2 separate regions of the Homo sapiens genome follow, and region 2 is linked to region 1. A link is an interaction called in ENCODE POLR2A ChIA-PET data of the cell type or tissue named here. Cell type or tissue: OCI-LY7. All regions are shown on one strand. Each heading gives the region's core, and the rest is flanking DNA. Links, peaks and the distances in the headings are about the cores only. Region 1 has its middle 140 kb from the start of RUNX1. Region 2 has its middle 230 kb from the start of RUNX1.

Evidence for each region. ChIA-PET counts read pairs that join two places held together with the same protein. Peaks named below come from ENCODE experiments on the same cell type or tissue, not always from the same donor. Only the 100,000 strongest peaks of a DNase experiment are listed, where the experiment ranks them.
Region 2: POLR2A ChIA-PET joins it to region 1 with 6 read pairs; 2 of 35 experiments call an interaction of 5 or more read pairs at or near these places.

The regions. Positions count from the first base shown.
Region 1 is chr21:35,186,602-35,191,987 of GRCh38, reverse strand. No RefSeq gene overlaps it. Among named protein-coding and RNA genes, the nearest start is that of RUNX1, 140 kb to the right of the region's middle. In OCI-LY7, for the core only: no CTCF peak of the experiment used is centred there; a DNase peak (open chromatin) is centred at 2,367; H3K4me3 peaks cover 1,334 bases; H3K27ac peaks cover 1,629 bases.
Region 2 is chr21:35,277,914-35,283,299 of GRCh38, reverse strand. No RefSeq gene overlaps it. Among named protein-coding and RNA genes, the nearest start is that of RUNX1, 230 kb to the right of the region's middle. In OCI-LY7, for the core only: no CTCF peak of the experiment used is centred there; no DNase peak of the experiment used is centred there.

The DNA of each region.
Region 1 (5,386 bases), core at 163-5,162:
AATTTTAAATTCTTAATGTTTTTTGCAGAAGTCAGCAATTTGGCAGATCCTATGTGAGAGAACTAAACAGTTTCATAAGCTATCCAGGTGTCTCTCTCAGAATTACTCCTCAAAATGTTTTTTAAAAACATTATTCTGGAAAAGCATTGATTATGTAAGAAATGTACTGACTGACAGATATTTTACTCCTGCTTACATTATGATCTTTGTTGAACATATGAAGGCTTTTAGGAACTATTTCAATTTCTCTGAAAACATAGTATCATGTAGTTGTAAGTGGTAATAAAAATAATGATAGAAGCTAAAAACAAGCATGTCTTATGTCCTTGGCATAATATCAAGTGGATTTATTTGCATTATTTTATTTAATTCTCACATCCCCCAAAAATCAAAAAACCTAAAGCAAATGCTTTTATTCTTTCCATTTTAAGGATGAAGAAATTGAAGCTCAGAGGTAAGTGAGTAGAGGGTCAATTTGATGGCTTGTTGATGTCATCAAAAATCTGTGCTGTGTCTCTTGTTCTGCACAGAATCCTCAGGTCACAAGATAGAATTAATTGTTACGGAGGTCACTTGTAGGCACAGCAACAGCTGGCCGGAGAAGGGAGACACGTCCTTCCAGGCAGGGCTTTGTAATTAGAGAAGAAAACCTTTTCCAAAGTGCTCGAGATGCCTGCCTTCAGGTCCCAGTCCACAGCCAATACTCATAGCCCAGCTGCATGGGGGCTGATACATCTACTCTCTGATATTTTGGGACGCTGGTGGAGGGGAGCTTTCTGAGCAAGGAGATGTGTGGAGGTAGAAAAGCGTTGAGTGTAGACAACCCACATGGCTTACCACCCTACTAACTCCTTCATGCTTATACAGTTTAACTAATAGAAATCAAAATTTCATGAGTACTTATGTTTCCTGAATGACAATATGTAAGGCAAATAGAGCAAACATTGTGCTCTAATTTAAATGAATTATACCCAGACAGATATATTTATTTATTTGACTCTAAATAAGCAATGCTAAAGAATTTTAATTGAGAGATTGATTAAATGAAAAAGTACCCCTAGATAGAACAAAGCCAAATATGTCTCATATTTGTCAAAACTAATTGGCATTAAGATATTTACCTGTCTGGTGAAATTGTGTTTGGACTTGGGTGTCTTTTAATCTAATTTCTATCTTCCCTTACCTTCCTGTGGGCCAGAAGTCCCATGGTTGTCTGGCAAAAGTTTAACTGGACAAAGATAACTACATCAGCAATGTTGTTGAGCTCTCCCAAATCAAATGAATTGGAAGACTCCCCAGTGATGCTTAAAACTCAGCATAGAATGTCTTTATGTGAACCAGAACTTCATTTGACCTTTGCTAGCTTGAGATCAGTAGCAGCAGCCAGGAGACAATGACTCATTTCTGAATCAACCAGGATAATTTTCACACCTGTCTTAAAAAGCTTTGCCCCAGGAGTCCAGAGTCCCAGGGAAAAGACACTCTGTCTATTTCTAAAAGCCCTTCAAAGGAAACAGGGGCCACACTTACAGCCTAAGGGGCATTCGTTCTATTGAAAGAATGGGGTTACAGCATTGTGCCAGACCCCATGGCTACCATGGTTGGCAAAAATGTATTAACATATCCAAACACCAAAATCACCTCCAAGTAGTAGACAGGGCTATGCTGAAACCAAAGTTTAAAAAGGAAATTTGGGCAGTGTGCTGTGACTCGCACCTATAATTACAGCTACTTGGGAGGCTGAGGCACGAGTTGCAACGAGCTGAGATCGTGCCACTGCACTTCAGCCTGGGTGATGGAATGAGACTCTGTCTCAAAAAAAAAAAAATTGCTCCAAGTATAATTTGAAACACTAAGTATTAATCTATCTACCTATCTACCCATCTGTCATCTATGTTTCTATGAATATAACTACGTACTATCTGTATATATCTGCACTTTCCTATAATACAGATATATCATGATGGCTGTTTTAGAAAGGGTATTGTGTTTTTGAAATATTTTATACCTAAAAATATCTTTTAAACGTTTAGGGTGTGTATGAACACACAGACAGGTTATTATTTACATCCTCGTAATGCCGATTTGTCTTCCAGAAACTGTGAACAGCAATTCATTTTAAAGTTACTTTGGTATTTGGAGATGAACAGCTTGGTTATTCTTTGTTCCCTATCAAGCATCTGTCAAACTCAAGGATGAAACAGAGTGTTTTGTGTGTTTGTGAGCAGTTCTCCTGAAGTCACATGATTTTTTTCTTTTGGTAGCCCTTTCTGTATTAGTAAATATGTAAATGTATCCCCCACATGGAGCTTTCAACTGTGAAATTAACCTATCCCCAAGGCTTCTTTGAGTAAGACCAGGTGGTTCATACTATTTCCCTTCTAACTACAGCAAGAATCCCCTAGGGAAGAAGAGAGGAAGTGAGATTTTTGACATTTGTGCCGTGAAAAAGTGTCAATAGGTAATCTGAAAATGTCCAGAGGCATTCTACCAAAAGCCAGTGAAAATGATCTAATAAGTACTAACTTTTTAACTGTTAATTTGTGTAATACAACACTCATCTCTCTTTCTTGCTTAAAACAGAAAGCTCCCCCGCTCCCTTCTCGCATTTAAACTACAGTTATCAAAGGTTTAACGATTTCACCATTGGACATAGTTCAAACAGTACAGGCAGGAAAGAATGTTCAGCTGTCAGGGAACCAGCGCAGCCAGGGTGCTCCAGACAAATCGCTGTACATCATCAGCTGGTTTTAATTAAGAGCAGACTCTGTGCTGATTTTTCTCCCCCCCCCCACCCTTTCTTTGGTGAGTTTACACAAAGTGATTTGTAGTGTTCTGTCTTATATGGTATCTACTCCATTGGAAACAGAGGATGTTCGTGAAAATAACTCGGGCCAAAGTTTAAAGCAGATTGGACTATCTAAAGGATAACTTGAGATTTTTTTTTGTTTGTGTGTGTGTGTGTGTGTGTGTGTGTGTTTTATAGTTCACATCTTCTTTTTTTTTTTAACAGTTTACAGTTTTAAAAATATTTCTTTTTTTCTCTTTTTTTTTCTTTTTTTATTATACTTTAAGTTCTAGGGTACATGTGCACAACGTGCAGGTTTGTTACGTATGTATACACGTGCCATGTTGGTGTGCTGCACCCATTAACTCATCATTTACATTAGGTATATCTCCTAATGCTAGGATAGCTTGAGATTTTTATCTCGGCCCTCGAAGAAGAATGAGTTAAGTTTATTCATTTTCCCTTCTAAAGGGCTGAGTCTTTTGCAAAGTAGGGTTACATGGTTATTATTATGCTAGATTGTTATTAATGCTGATCTAATATTAAGGACATTTTATCTTGTAGTCAATGAAAAAATACTTTATGCTGCAAAGAGCTACAGTCAATAGATATCTTTAGAGCTTTATTTAATCAAAGTTTCGTTAGTGAGTAAAGACATTTTTCAGCAAGTAAAGACTTCCCTCAATGAGTAAATCCTTTTGTAGTCATCAAACAAAAAAAATATAATTACTGGAAGACACCTTAGAGATATGCAGTCTGACCCTTTGATTATGCAGATGAGAAGATATTGCTCTCCTGAAGAATGAATGAATGAAACTAAATACCCGGGCTTAGAGTTTTCCCTGAGGCCATGGGCCTTGGTACTCAGAGTGTGGCAGGCTGCATGCATATGACTGACTCCTTGGAAAAGGGGGTCTCAAAATGATTTAAAAACATTTAACATACTAACACAAAAGATTATGTTAAATACTAACACTTCTCTTTTACATGAAAACTGACAAACGCAACACTCCATTTGACTAATTGGCCATAGTGACCAATTAGCTGATTGGTAAAAGCAGAATTAGAACCCAGTATCCCCTAGTTGCCTTGAATAACATCAATCTTTTAATTTAATGTACTTCATTCAGAAATTAAATATTGTTCTTCACACAGTGGTTATTTTCCTCCATAGGCCTAGCCATTTTCTGGCCATGGAAGCACAGTGCAGCATAGTGGCCATGGTCGTGGACTCAAGCCGATCTACCGGGGTCCCAGTCTTCCACCTATCATTTACTCACTGGGGAAACTCAAATGAGTCCTCTAGCTTTCTCTGCCTTGGCTTTCCCATCTGAAAAGTGGGGGTAAAACTGTTACCTCCTTTCTGAAGTGGTTGTATTAACTATTAATATGTGTAAAGCTTAGCACTGTGCCTGGTACACAGTTCTATAGACACGCTGGCTTAGTAATGTGGATCTTCACCCTTCCTGATCCGACTTCCAACAACACGACGTCAAAAACTCAAGGCATCCTCTGTGGGCCTTTATTACTCTGTAAATTATCTTGGATCCAACACTCTTTGCTGTGGTTTTGATGTCTTTTGAGAAAGAGGAGGCTTGTAAATAGTCTTTCAATTTCAGTAAAACTCACTGGCATTTTTAATTGAAATCGTCAAGAGCAATGACATGCATACTACAAAGTGTCACTTGATGCCACCTTCAGGAGTACAACAGGGGCTGAATAGGTCACTGCCTTGCTGCAAGGAGACATTTGAGATGTCCTCATGTGACTCTGACTCCACATTGAGGTTACTCAAGATCACCAATTTATGAAGTTATAGAGAGACGAACCCAAACTCACCTTCTAGTTTTAGTAAATCACCACTGTGTCAGAATAGTTGTAAATGGCATATTCTGATTAATCACATAATTGGCAGAGAGGTTACACATATGTCATACCCAGTGCATCAAGCTTTGATGAATTACCAAAGGTTGGCAAATGGTGACTTGGGGAACAAATCTGGCCCATATCTTTTTTTTTATATGGTATCATGGGATAAGCATAGTTTTTCCTTTATTAAAGCATTGTAGGGCCTGGCGCAGCGGCTCACGCCTGTAATTCCAGCACTTTGGGAGGCTGAGGCAGGCAGATTAACTGAGGTCAGGAGTTTGAGACCAGCCTGGCCAACATGGTGAAACCCTGTCTCTTCTCAAATATAAAAATTAGCTGGGAGTGGTAGTGGTGCCTGTAATCCCAGCTACTCAAGAGGCTAAGGCAGGAGAATCACTTGAACCTGGGAAGTGGAGGTTGCAGTGAGTTGAGGGCACGCCAGTGCACTCCAGCCTGGGCAACAGAGTAAGACTCCATCTCAAAAAGAAAAAAAGCATTGTAAAAATAACAAAGAATATGCAACAGAGCTGCTTTTAGCCACAAAATTTAAAAGATTCACTATTTGGTCCTTTATAGAAAAAATGTGTTGATCCCTGAGTTAGGGTTTAACAAAATGAATCTAACATAAAGGCCACGTGGAGCATAATGTTTGTGATTCCAAAGGCACTTCTGACTCTTACAATATCCCAGGTTCAAGATTACAAACATCAGTTAGGATTGGACTACACA
Region 2 (5,386 bases), core at 277-5,276, 91 kb before region 1:
GAAGCAAAGGCAAGGCCTGGTAACAAATTCCTGACAGGAAGCAGGTCTGTGGGTGCAGGCCAATTGTCCAGTTCAAGGACAAAATGGGAAAAGCAGCAGAGGCCCCAGAAAAGCCTTCACCGAGTGTCCCATGAGCCACCCTGATAAGGCGTCTCTCCCATTCCTTCCTGGGACAAAGTGATGACTCACTTCGGAACCTGCCCCATACCCTTTATAGATCAGTGTATGTAAATCTGTATGGAGAATAATACATGTTTCCTCTTGTGGTATATCCAGTAATAATTATCTAATTCTTCTATGATCATCATACATTTCTGACGTAAAGAACTCTAAGGGTTGTTTTATTAAGACACCAGAATTGGAAGCAACATTGTCAACATGTGAGATCTGAAGTAGAAAAAAATCAGTAAGATATTTCCTAAAACATGTTCTTTTCTTTTCTTTCTTTTTCTTTCTTTCTTTCTCTTTCTTTCTTTTTTTTTTTTAATATAGGCTGCTCTGTCACTCAGGCTGGAGTGCAGTGGTGCAATCCCGGCTCCCTGCAACCTCCTCCTCCGAGGTTCAAGTGATTCTCGTGCCTCAGCCTCCCGAGTAGCTGAGATTACAGGTTCATGCCAGCATGCCCGGCTAATTTTTGTATTTTTTAGTAGAGACAGGGTTTCTCCATGTTGGCTAGGCTGGTCTCAAATTCCTGGCCTCAAATGATCTGCCCACCTCGGCCTCCCAAAGTGCTGAGATTACAGGCGTGAGCCACGCCACCCGGCCAACATGTTCTTTTTTTAATGAGGCTCAATGCTATTGAGTGCACTAAATTTTACACACACACACACACACACACACACACACACACACACACACGTACACATTATGTGATATTCGTTTTAGTAACTATGATAAATGGTTGGTTCTGTTTTGTGAAATCTACCATCCATTTTGATTAAACCTTACACTTAAGTGCAGCAAGACTTGTAGCTGGCTTTCCTTGATTATGTCTGCAATATCCAATTCACATGAATCTTTTTCTGCATACTTACTTTGAATTCTAAGAAAATCAAAACAAGAAAGTAGGTACATCAAAACTTCCTCTTTTTCCAGAACACGTCACCTCTTTTCCATGTCATTGTTATTCCTCTTCTCGTTTTCTCTAGGACGTGATCATCTTCCCACAGCACCCACCCCTTCCTGTCTAAAGCCCTGGGTGTCAGTTTCCTAGGTCTGCCATAACAGAATACCACAATCTGAGTGGCTTAAAATAACAAAAATGTATTTATTCTCTTGCAGTTCTAGAGACCAGAATTTCTAGATCAAGGTGTCAGCAGGGTCATGCCCCCTCTGAAATTCTGGATAGAATCCTTCCTTTCCTCTTCCAGCTCCTGGCAGGGGTTGTCAATCTCTGGCATTCCTTGACTTGCAGCTGCCTCACCCCACTCTCAGCCTCTACCGTCACGTGGCATTTTTGCATTTTCCTCTTCTTATAAGGACATCAGTCATATTTTGATTAAACTTCAAACACCTCATCTTAACTAGATTACATTTGTGAAGACCCTATTTCCAAATATAATCACATTTTAAGGTACTGGGGGGTTTGTACTTCCACCTATCTTTTTTGTGAACATACAATTCAACCTTTAACGCACTGTGTCGCTTACATTTGGTTGTAGTATAGTTTAAATCTCAAAAGAAACAAGGCTTAAATTTTTTTCATAATCCACATATTAAAAGTTCTATCGCTAAAATTTATCCAAGGGCAGTTAATCACAAAAATTATCTTTTCAAAATAAAGTAATATGTCAGTGCTTTGAGGAAACTTCAGCAGGCACCTGCATGTTTGTATGTGTATACACACATAGAGACACACACACTTTCTCTCTTTCATGTACTACCTTTTTAGGAACTTAAGAATAAATAGGCCGGGCATGATGGCTCACGCCTGTAATCCCAGCACTTTGGGAGGCCGAGGCGGGTGGATCACCTGAGGTCAGGAGTTCAAGACCAGCCTGTTCAACATAGTGAAACCCCATCTCTACTAAAAATAAAAATTAGCTGGGCATGGTGACACACACCTGTAATCCCAGCTACTCGGGAGGCTGAGGCAGGAGAATCTCTTGAACCTGGGGGACGGAGGTTGCAGTGAGCCGAGGTCGCACCATTGCACTCCAGCCTGGGCGACAGAACAAGACTCCATCTCAAAAAACAAACAAACAATAAAAAGAGTGTAGGCTCCAGAGACCAGAGGGGCTTGAAGTTGGCTCTGTTACTGACTCAGGGTGTGTCCTGGGTTCTGCTACTCAGCCTTCCTCAAAAGTTGGTCATGAAACTGGAATGAGATGATGCATGGAAATTGCTTAGCCTAGGGATAGACGCCGAGTCGATGTTCAATAAATACCACCCAGTATTAAGCAGCATGTAAGTAATATACTAATTGACTACTGGTTGTAATTTTTTTACTGCTATCCTTTTTTAAAAAAAAAAAATGTTTTAAATTTTGAATAGTAATAAGGTTGGGGAGCTTATATAAAGGAGTTCCTGAAAATTAGAAAATTCTGTTTTGTTTTGCTTTGCTTTATAAGTTCTCAAAAATTGTAGAGCTTGATTTGGGTGAGATGTTACAGTATATGACCCTTCTTAGTAAGAGTTTATGAAAAGCATCTAGCTTTGATATTAATCTTATTATCAAAAGTCAGTCTTTGCTTAAAAAATGGATTTGAAAGCAGACAGACTTGAATTTACATGTGACATTGGGCAGTCTCTCAATGTTTCTGAGCCTCAGTTTCCTCATCTTGAAACTAGGATTGTTAGGAGCTGAGAAGATGGGAACCTAGATGCTATGACTCAGATCCTAAAAAAAAAAAATTAGAATGTTCCTTATTTTCCATAACTGATCTCATTTTGGAGCTTCTGTGTTCCCCTATAAAAGGGGAAGAAAAGTCAAACTGGTCAGTATGAGTATCTTAGTTTTAACTGGTTTAAAACACTCTTTCAGATTAACTCAGTCACTTTTGCATAAATGGGTAGTCTTTTGAGGATTTGAGTTAAGTCAATTTGGGATTTCTTTCCAGGGGCATCAAAACAAATATAAACAGAATTTATACATCATCCTGGTTTGAAGGTGGAAGTTGTAGGTGCTAGAACCACATTGGGTCTAGGGGCTGTCTCCTGGGTTCATTCTGGCCTGTGAAATAAGCCAGACACAAAAAGCCACTTATTGTATGATTCCATTTATATGAAATGCCCAGGATAGTTGACTCTATGGAAAGGAACTGTATTAATGGTTGCGAGTTGGGTGAGGAGGAAATGAAGTGTGATTGATAATGGATACAGGGTTTCTTTTTGGGGTGATGGAAGTGTCCTGGAATTAGGTAGTGGTAGCAATGGAAAAGTTTATGAATATAATAAAAGCTGCTGAATTGCATACTTTAAAGGGTGAATTTTGGGGGTATGTGAGTTACACTTAAATTGTTGTTGTTGTTGTTGTTGTTGTTGTTGTTGTTTTAGACAGAGCCTCGCTCTGTCACCCAGGCTGGAGTGCAGTGGCACAATCTTGGCTCATTGCAACCACCACCTCCCGGGTTCAAGTGATTCTCCTGCCTCAGCCTCCTGAGTAGCTGGGACTACAGGTGCCTGCCACCATGCCTGGCTAATTTTTTGTATTTTTAGTAGAGATGGGGTTTCACCATGTTAGCCAGGATGGTCTTGATCTCCTGACCTCGTGATCTGCCTGCCTTAGCCTCTCAAAGTGCTGGGATTACAGGCTTGAGCCACCATGCCTGGACTTGTACTTAATTTTTAAAAATCACTCATGGTCAGAATTAAAATTATTGTATTTCACTGTGTTCTTAGTTCTTTTGTGCATACTTTATCACAACTGGAATTTACTTTCTAGGAGAAAAAAAATCAGTTGCACGTATTTGTGTAGGTTTATTTCTAGGCTCTCTGTTCTGTTCCACTGTCTATTCCTCACTGTCTTGATATTACAGCTATATAGAATTAATAACTATTAATAGCAAGTACTAATTATTTGCACTTTATTCATTTTTTGGTCAAGATTGTTTTTGCTATTCTAGGGCTAGTGCCTTTCCATATAAAGTTTGAAATAAGCTTATCTGTGCCTACAGAAATCTTGCTGGGATTTTGATAGAAGTTTTATCTAATCTATAGGCCAAGCTGGAAAGAACTGATGTATTTACTATGTTGACTCTTCCAATCCATGAGCATGGTATGCCTCTCTATTAATTTAAGCATTGTTTGATTTCCTTTATCAGCATCTTGTAATTTTTAGCATATAGATCTTATACATGTTTTGTTAAGTTTATTTAACCAAAATATTTAAATTTCTCTGGCATGATTATAAATAGTACTGTTTTTAAGTTCAGTTTTCACATGTCCATTCTTAGTAGATATAAATACAAGTGATTTTTGTCTATTAATTAGGTATCTGGCAACTTTGTTTAATTCACTTCTAGGAAATTTTTGTTGTTATTTGATAGATTCATTGGGCTTTTCTATTCAGACATTTATGTTATCGGCAAATAGGGACAGTTTTTATTTCTTCCTTTCCAATTTGCATACATTTTATTAATTTTCCTTGCCTTATTGCAGTGCCTAGAACTTTTAGTATTATGTTGAATCAGAGTGGTGAGAGTAGATGTCCTTTCCTTGTTTCCAATCTTAGAAGAAAATAATTCAGTCTTTCACTATTAAGTATGGTGTCATGTACCGGTCATTTTCAGTCTGCATCTTGGGAAGCACCATGTGGGACCCATGCCATACTGAATATCAGGCTATTCTCAGGAGGTGAATGTTCCTCTGGGCTATACCCTGGGAAGTGAGAAACAAACCTTCCTTGGGGAACTTTTCTCAAATCTTTTCTTATTTTTTTTACACAAAAGATAAGTCAACCCAGCCTGGAGTGCAGTGGCATGATAATAGCTCACAGCAGTCTCAAACTCCTGGGCTCAAGCAACCGTCTCACCTTAGCCTCCCAAGTAGCTGGAACTACAAGTGTATGCCATGACACCATGCTAATTTTTATTTTTATTTGTCGTAGAAATGGGTGTCTCACTATGTTACCCAGCTGATCTCAAACTCCTGGGCTCAAGCAATCCTCCCACTTCAGCCTCCCAAAGTGCTGGGATTACTGGCATGATCCACTGCACCCAGCCATGCCCTCAAATCTTTCTGGTTGTTTCAAACTCCATGCCTCTGCCCATGTCTCCACCCTGCCAGTTATATCCTCTCCACTTTTCATTCCATGCTTAAGGGACCAGAAGCTTCCCTTCTTCCTGAAACCTTTAAGAAATGGGGCTTCCTTTATATCACATCCTCTATGATTAGTCTAGTGCAGGAGTCTTTAAAGTGTGACATGTCAACTGCTGGGCATCCCCGA